Linked DNA regions of Homo sapiens: regions 1 and 2 are each linked to region 3. Evidence: chromatin contacts called from ENCODE Hi-C or POLR2A ChIA-PET data. All regions are on one chromosome and are shown on one strand. Each heading gives the region's core, a stretch centred on a gene start or an enhancer-like site at or near the end of the contact. The rest is flanking DNA. Distances are from core to core; before and after follow the strand shown. Region 1 holds the start of FCF1 (FCF1 rRNA-processing protein). Region 2 holds the start of COQ6 (coenzyme Q6, monooxygenase). Region 3 holds the start of ABCD4 (ATP binding cassette subfamily D member 4).

Region 1 (2,700 bases), core at 47-2,546, 410 kb before region 3:
GAACTTAACCCTTAACTAGAAAGAAATTATTATTAATGGAGTGTCATTCCTAAAAATTACACAATACATCCACACTAAAGGCTGAGAATAATAATTCTGAAGGTTTTAACGACTATTCTCTTATTCTGAGACTCTTTTTTGTATTTTTAGTGGAGACAGGGTTTCACCGTGTTGGCCAGGCTGGTTTTGAACTCCTCACCTCAGGTGATCCACCCGCCTCAGCCTCCCAAAGTGCTGGGATTACAGGCGTGAGCCACTGCGCCCGGCTTTCTGAGACTCTTAAACTCAGTGAAGATCAGTCTTTATTTAATAGCTATGCTTATTCTACACTTAAGCAGGGACACCGCTTTGATCCTCTTCATACTAGGGAATTTCACTTCACTTTCTTCTTCCACAGTGATTTGGATTCTTATATTAGTAAGACTTATAAAATGGAGATATCTTGGAGTTTTCCCATTTTCTCTGACAAAAATATTTGAGTACCAGGCACTGGAAACGCCAGACAAACAAGGTCTCTAACCTTGCCATCTTTCAACAAGAAACACTCCCCTCGCCCCACCCCAGGGGAATGTAGTAGTGTAATGGTAAAAACATAAAGAGAACTATACGGACTTCACCGAACTGACATGAGGTTTAAATGCGATATGGCAGACAAAGCATATAACGGTAGAAAAAGTGAACACTTAAGAAATGTTTAATTCCCATCGCCTTTCCCAGTGTGATCGCTCAGCAGCTAAATTACTGTTAAACACTGGCTATCTCATGCTATATAAATCTAAGACACGATAATAAGCAAAAAACAAAATAATAACAACAAACATTTTTACTACTTATCCTCTCTAGACTCTTATTAGAATATCCCTGGGCAGTTGATTCCAGACACTCACAGCCTCTGATCTCTGAGACTAAGCATTCGCTTCATGGTCGCATACTTCCTTGTTTTCTTTTGCTTCCCCTTGAAACAGAAATTTTAGAATTAAAAAAGTTGGAAACACACGGCATCTTTTAAAGTCTCTTCTTTTCTCTTGTCTATTGCCTTCCCTTCTTGCCTCAAATAACCCAGACCCTCTTCCCCACTCTGTAAAGCATAACAGTCACCGCTTGGAGAAGTTTAAGAGCTAAGACCAGAATGAAAATATGCTAGGATAATGTGAAGGAAATTTGGCCACGGTCTGACTACCTCCTTCTCCACCCAAAAAGTGGCCTGATAACGTCCCTTCTTGGACCGTCTTCTCTCACCATGGTCACGCCAAACTCCTGGTTCTTCCGTAATCACCAACGGCGCAATACTTCTACGTCATTCACATACTGCTTCCGGCAAAGGATAGCCCGGAAGCGGAAACTCCTTGGGGAAAGGGCAATCCCCCGAGCCGGTTCCCAGGCCGGGTGGAGACCAACTCTGGGGTCTGTTGGTGGGAGAGTGGGGAGCCCGTCTTCTGCTGAGTGCTGCCGCCCCTTCCCAGGACAGCGGAGGTGGAACTTCGTCGCGCTGCAACCCCCGGCTCGGGTAACGTTTCTCTCCAGCCTTAGGCAGAGCCCAGAAGACCTGCCTTTACCAGAGTTCCAGAGAGAGAGGGAGGAAAAGGGTAGGGGGGTTCAGACTCCTGGTTTGCCCAGTAGTTTGGGGGAACACATTCTCCTCACCCTGTAGCGTTGGGGTATCCGGTGTCTATGGTCCAGCCCTGAGGCTGTGGTTCCTATTTGGTTTTCCTAGCCGATATGGTGCTTTGTGCAGCTAGGTGGATGATTGTTCTCGAGTATATACCGTGTACTCCTCTCGGTGAAGAGAGAAATGAAGCAGTGTTTGAGGGCCTAGACTATCGCTAGAGAATTGGGGCATAAGCTTGCATATGTTACTACTTACCCAAGCCAAGAAAATGGTGAGATACAATGCACATTTATTGTGAAGCCTTGGTGTGTCATCTTTAAGTAAAAAGGGAGAATTTGTGAGAACAAGGAGCGAAAGGTAGCTTTTTTCTTTGAGTACCTGCTATGTATTCCAGTGGTTCTTAACTTTTTGGAGATAACTTATTTCTTGAAAGTTTGTGGAAAGCCAGGAACAATTCTTTAAAAAATGGGCACACATACAGTTTGTAATACACTTAATGAGATTGGTGGACTCTGAAGCCCATCCGTGGACCCTCTGGGTGTCTGTAAACTTTAAATGAAAACCCCCATCCTGTATACTGTACTTGTCACTTTATTCATATTACCTTCTTTGACCTTCTCAATAACATAAATTCTTTTATTTTACATATGGGGAAATTGAGCCCCAGACTTTGTTCAGGGGTCTGTTTGAGTCTCGTGATTCCAAAGTCTGTACTTGTATTTCTTTTTTTCTTTTTCTTTCTTTCTTTCTTTCTTTTTTTTTCTTTTTTTTTTTTTTTTTTTTTTTTTTTTTGCACTTTGTCTTCCATTCTCCAGCTACTGATCAAGCTGGGAACGGAATGGGTACCTCTGTCATACTTTTCTTATTGCATGATGCTATCCTAGAGTTGGAAGTAAAATATGTTATCAGGTTTAAAAAAGAAGGTGACCATTGTATAACCCTTATGATGAAAACACGTTTATTGTTTAACACGAACTTTGGAGTCTGACTGATGGGGTTAAAATCCTTGCTCTGCCTTATAACTCGCCATGACATTGGGTGAGTTAATCTATCTGCATCTCAGTTTCTTTATCTGTAAAATGGAGATAATC
Region 2 (2,700 bases), core at 31-2,530, 350 kb after region 3:
GGAAGGGGCAGGTGGATCACGAGATCAGGAGTTCGAGACCAGCCTGGCCAATATGGTGAAACCCCGTCTCTACTAAAAATACAAAAATTAGCCAGGCATGGTGGCACAAGCCTGTAATCCCAGAGGTTGCAGTGAGCTGAGATCGTGCCATTGTACTCCATCCTGGGCAACAAGAGCGAAACTCCATCTCAGGGAAAAAAAAAAAAGTGAAAAGACTACAAAATGGAAGAAAATATTTGCAAGTCATTTATCAGATAAGGGACTTATACAGAATAAACAAAATAATGGCCAGGCAGGGTTGCTTATGCCGGTAATCCCAGCACTTTGGGAGGCTGAGGCAGGTGGATTGCTTGAGCCCAGAAGTTCCAGACCAGCCTGGGCAACATAGTGAGACCTCGTCTCTACAAAAAAATACAAAAATCAGCCGAGTGGTGGCGCATTCCTGCAGTCCCAGCTATTTGGGAGGCAGAGGCAGGAGGATCAATTCAGCCAGGGAGGTTGAGGCTACAGTGAGCCGTGATCGTGCCACTGCACTGCAGCCTGGGCACAGCGGAAGACCCTGTCTCAAAAAATAAAAATAACTCTTACCACAGTATTCAAGAGACAAACTGCTCAATTAAAAACCGGGCAAAGGGTCTGAATAGGCATTTCTCTAAAGAAGATATACAAATGACCAATAAACATATGAAAGGATATTCAACATCATTAATCATTAGGGAAATACAAGTCAAAACCTGGAGATCCCACTTTACTTACACCCACTAGAATGTCTATAAACAAAAAGACAATGACAAGTACTGTCCAGGATCTGGAGAAACTGGAACTCTCATTTATAAATAACCCCGGGAAGGCCTGTTTTCCCATGAGTAGAACAGACTCTGAACGCCCCTCCCACTTTTGACCCTAATGGACCCTGAAGGACCACACGCATTCCGGCGTGCCCTGGGGTTCCTCTAGGAGGGGAGGGGAGAAGCGTCGCGAGACCTGAGAAATTGTCTTTGGGCAAGTCGTGCTAGGGCTCTCACGGCTCTCATCGTGCCTCCGCGGCCCGGTTTCCGGCCACTAGTAGCCTGGAGAAGGGCTTACCCAAGGCACAGGCCATGGCAGCGCCCACCAGGCCTCCACCCGACACCACCACGTCATACACGGTGTCTGTTGAGGCGCCGGACCACCTGCGCCAGGACACCAGCGGGCCGCTGTGGGGAGCTGCACGCACAGCCCCGCATCGGCTGACAAGCCGGGCCGCCATGGTGCAGACCTGCGCCGTCGCACTCAGAACTCCCGCAGGCCCACCTACGTAGTGCGTCCGGAGCAGAGCACTCCAATCCCGTCCCGCTTCCGCGGCGTCCTCAGAACCGGAAATAAAATGCGCGGAGAAAATAGGCCAATCGGAAAACGAACCTTGCCTCCTCGGGCGGGATGGATCGGAGGCTGCCCTGGAAGCCAACCAGACGCCAAAGCTAGAAAGGGGTGGACCCTGGCCCCGCATAGCTCTCGCTGCCACCGCTGCTGCCACTATCGCTGTCACTGTCGCTGCTGCCTCTGTCCAGCTGAAATGACCGTGGGGAGGCCTGAGGGAGCCCCCGGAGGCGCGGAGGGGAGCCGTCAGGTGAGGAGAGAAAAGAGACTGCCCCCGGGAAAGGAATCCCGGAGAGGAAACTGTTGGGCGTTGCCTTGGAGACAGACAGCAGGGGCGTGTCACGGAGGGGCGTGGGATTAAAATGAGCGTTTAGGGACCAGGAGGCGGACTCTGACTTACAGACCTGAACCTCTCGGACTTTATACGAGGCTCTTGATAGGCAATGTCACTCAGTTTTCGCTTATCCTCTTAGTACTCTATGACCAGTAGTACAATTGTCGTCTCATTTTTGTAGAAGAGAAAACTGAGGCACAAAGAGATTAAGAAAATTGCTCCCCAAATTTGGCCGGGCGTGGTGGTTCACGCCTGTAATCCTAGCACTTTGGGAGGCCGAGGCGGGTGGATCACCTGAGGTCAGGAGTTCGAGACCAGCCTGGCCAACATGGTGAAACTCCGTCTAAAAATTTAAAAAAAAAAAAAAAATTGGCCAGGCGCGCTGGCTCACGCCTGTAATCCCAGCACTTTGGGAGGCCAAGGAAAGCGGATCATGAGGTCAAGAGATCGAGACCAGGCTGGTTTCCATGGCAAAACCCCGTCTCTACTAAAAATACAAAAATTGGCCGGGTGCGGTGGCTTACTCCTGTAATGCAGCACTTTGGGACCTGAGGTCAGGAGTTCAAGACCAGCCTGACCAACATGGAGAAACCCTGTCTCTACTAAAAAAAATACAAAATTAGCTGGACGTGGTGGCACATGCCTGTAATCCCAGCTACTCGGGAGGCTGAGGCAAGAGAATTGCTTGAACCTGGGAGGTGGAGGTTGCAGTGAGCCGAGATTGTGCCATTGCACTCCAGCCTGGGCAACAAGAGCAAAACTCTCTCAAAAACAAAAACAAACAAACAAAAAAATACAAAAAATTATCTGGGCATGGTGGTGCGCGCCTGTAGTCCTAGCTACTCGGGAGGCTGAGGCAGGAGAATCACTTGAACCCGGGAGGTGGAGGTTGCAGTGAGCCAAGATTGCACCACTGCACTCTAGCCTGGCGACAGAGCGAGACTCCGTCTCAAAAAAAAAAAAAAATTAGCCAGGTGTGGTGGCGCGTGCCTCCAGTGATCCACCAG
Region 3 (2,700 bases), core at 55-2,554:
TTGCAGTGAGCCAAGATAGCACCATTGCACTCCAGCCTGAGCCACAAGAGCGAAACTCCGTCTAAAACAAAAACAAAAACAAAAAAAGGCCAGGAGCGGTGGCTCACTCTTGTAATCCCAACACTTTGGAAAGCCAAGGCGGGCAGATCACCTGAGGTTAGGAGTTCAAGACCAGCCTGACCAATATGGAGAAACCCTGTCTCTACTAAAAATACTAAATTAGCTGGGCGTGGTGGCACATGCCTGTAATCCTAGCTACTCGGGAGGCTGAGGCAGGAGGATGGCTTCAATCCGGGAGGCTGAGGTTGCCGTGAGCCGATATCGCGCCATTGCACTCTAGCCGGGGCAACAAAAGCAACACTCCGTATCAAAAAAAAAAAAAAAAAAAAAAAAATCTGTAATTGTCAACTGATTGACCTACCCAGCTAGACTGCAACTTTCATAAAGACAAGTGATACATGCATGTTGTAGAGTGTTTGGCTTGCAGTTGAAACTTAATAAGGATTGGAGGAAAGTGAGAAGACACATCCAGATTCAAATTTAGGGACCTGTGGGATCATGCTGTTTGGGTTTTTTTTGAGCCATTTCCCACCTCCCTTTGGGTACTAATCAGTCAACTGATAAGCATTTCATTCATTCAACTATCTATCTTATCTATCGATCATTATCATCTATTTATTTGTTTTTGAGACAGGGTCTCTCTTTGTCGCCCAGGCTGGAGTGCAGTGGCACAGTCACGGCTCACTGCAGCCTTGACCTTCCGGGCCCAAGTGATTCTCCTGCCTCAGCCTCCAGAGTAGCTCGGACCACAGGCGCTCGCCACCATCCCCGGCTAATGCTTTTGTCTTTTGTAAAGGCGGGGTCTTGCCATGTTGCCCAGGCTGGTCTTGAATTCCTGGGCTCAAGCGATCCTCCCGCCTTGGCCTTCCAAAGTGCTGGGATTACAGGAGTAACCCACCGGGCCCGGCTGGAAGCCTAATTTATACTTTTTTAAAGATCATGCTGGCTTCTCTGGGAGAATATGTAAAACATCTATTATACACAGAATCTAAAATACTTGCCATAAAGTAGTTACACTCTCGGATACCTATTGTCAAAAGGGAAGTCTCCCAGAAAATATGGGGGCGCTGTAGCCGCCGGGTCAGCCGAGTCCACTCTCTGGTACTTTTAGAGACGTCGGTCGCTTCCGGGAGAGTCCGCGTCTCCCGCACCTTCCTCTCTATCAAACGCCGTCTCTGTGGTAGCCGGGGCCCCGCCCCTCCTCGGACTCTACCCAGTACTGAACTAGGGGCAGCTGGGCTCCAGAGTCCCTCGGGTCTCAGGTCATGGCGGTCGCGGGGCCCGCGCCCGGAGCTGGCGCCAGGTAAGCAGGGCGGTCGGGGAGGAGGTTTGGGAGCAGGAGTTCCGGGCTGTAGGGAATGGGCTTTCCTGCCCTCCGTGCCTCGTCCGCCGCCCTGGCGCCCCCGTCTCGCCCCCGTGACTTCTGAGAGAAAGAGGAGCTCTCGAAGGGGCGTCCGCCCTCCCGCCGCTCTAGGCCGCTCCGCACCGGCCGCGGCCCCCTCCGTTCTTGGCCGGACTTGTGCCATCTCCTGCGGTGTGGGACCCTCACCCTCGCAACTGGCATTCTTTTTTTGAAAAGAAGAACCTCAGGTGCACAAAATTGAGTTGATCCTTCTCAGTTCTTGACACCCTGTGGGCCAATGCAAGGCTCCTTGTTTATTTTATCACTTCCTCTCTTCGTTCCTATTCCCAGACCCCTTTCACTCCCCTTTTCAGACAGCCACTCTGGTGTGTTATATAAGTGGCTTTACGGTCCACCTTGGGTAAATTTGTGCAAGTGTTACTTTGAAATCTATATAGCGGTTTCGAATTCTTCAATATAATATGCTGTGATTTTTCTTTAAACCTTTTTCCTCAACATTGTGTTTTTGAGTCCATCCATGCTAGTCATCTTGTTTTCACTTCTGAGTGCTTGCATGAGGGGTGCTGTGTGCATAGACTTATTCCCCTAGTGGTGGATAGATTTTTTTCTAGTATTAACACCCCCACAAGCCACACTGTAACGAATATTCTGGCAGTTGTCTCCTTGTGCATATTGTTGCATTTCTCTGGGTATCCACCCCAGAGTTGGGTCCTGGTCATATCTAATTTTGCTGGATTGTTCTTTGGAATGGTCACACTAGTTTATACTTCCCGACGGGCAGTGCATAAAGCTTCCTGTTTCCCGGTATCCCTCCATCGTTCAGTGGCGGCTGGTTTTGTAATGTTTATCAGTCTGGGGGGTGTAAGGTGGTATCCCATCGTGTACATTTTCTTTCTTTCTTTCTTTCTTTCTTTTGAGACGGAGTTTTGCTCTTGTTGCTCGGGCAGGAATGCAGTGGCATGATCTCGGCTCACTGCAACCTCCGCCTCGGGTTCAAGCGATTCTTCTGCCTCAGCCTCCTGAGTAGCTGGGATTACAGACGCGCGCCACCACACCCAGCTAATTTTTTGTATTTTTAGCAAAGATGGGGGGGTTGGCCAGTCTGGTCTTGAACTCCTGACCTCAGGTGATCCACCCGCCTCGGCCTCCCGAAGTGCAGGGATTACACTTCCCGACGGGCAGTGCATAAAGGAATTACAGACGTGAGCCACTGCTCCCGGCCTACATTTTCATGTGTTTATTAAACGTGGGTTTTCCCTTTTTTGAATTGCCTGTTT

The links. A loop is a pair of places that touch in the nucleus more often than their neighbours do. ChIA-PET counts read pairs that join two places held with the same protein, here RNA polymerase II (POLR2A). Pooled maps may share reads with other maps.
Region 1: a loop to region 3 is called in a map of B cell, with 23 times the contacts of the local background. The contact joins the promoter of FCF1 here to the promoter of ABCD4 in region 3. A Hi-C loop is called at or near these places in 5 of 168 maps with a recorded cell type or tissue (B cell, CD4-positive, alpha-beta T cell, CD4-positive, alpha-beta memory T cell and 2 more), 7 of 37 single-sample maps with no recorded cell type and 13 of 50 pooled maps.
Region 2: a loop to region 3 is called in a map with no recorded cell type, with 9 times the contacts of the local background. The contact joins the promoter of COQ6 here to the promoter of ABCD4 in region 3. A Hi-C loop is called at or near these places in 3 of 37 single-sample maps with no recorded cell type and 9 of 50 pooled maps. POLR2A ChIA-PET finds 5 or more read pairs at or near these places in 2 of 52 experiments (OCI-LY7 and naive thymus-derived CD8-positive, alpha-beta T cell).

Annotation. Positions count from the first base shown.
Region 1 is chr14:74,711,740-74,714,439 of GRCh38, reverse strand. FCF1 (FCF1 rRNA-processing protein) reads right to left here and starts at 1,296. Exons shown (of 8, transcript NM_015962.5): 1 at 1,240-1,296; 2 at 888-955. The coding sequence starts at 1,242. AREL1 (apoptosis resistant E3 ubiquitin protein ligase 1) reads left to right here and starts at 1,360. Exons shown (of 20, transcript NM_001039479.2): 1 at 1,360-1,507. RefSeq lists an enhancer at 1,183-1,462.
Region 2 is chr14:73,948,882-73,951,581 of GRCh38, reverse strand. COQ6 (coenzyme Q6, monooxygenase) reads right to left here and starts at 1,280. Exons shown (of 12, transcript NM_182476.3): 1 at 1,087-1,280. The coding sequence starts at 1,249. It overlaps FAM161B (FAM161 centrosomal protein B), which reads left to right and starts at 1,488. Exons shown (of 9, transcript NM_152445.3): 1 at 1,488-1,609. The coding sequence starts at 1,556. RefSeq lists enhancers at 1,522-1,581, 598-1,598.
Region 3 is chr14:74,301,538-74,304,237 of GRCh38, reverse strand. ABCD4 (ATP binding cassette subfamily D member 4) reads left to right here and starts at 1,304. Exons shown (of 19, transcript NM_005050.4): 1 at 1,304-1,363. The coding sequence starts at 1,326. It also overlaps a transcript of VRTN not described here. RefSeq lists an enhancer at 856-1,215 and a silencer at 1,476-1,555.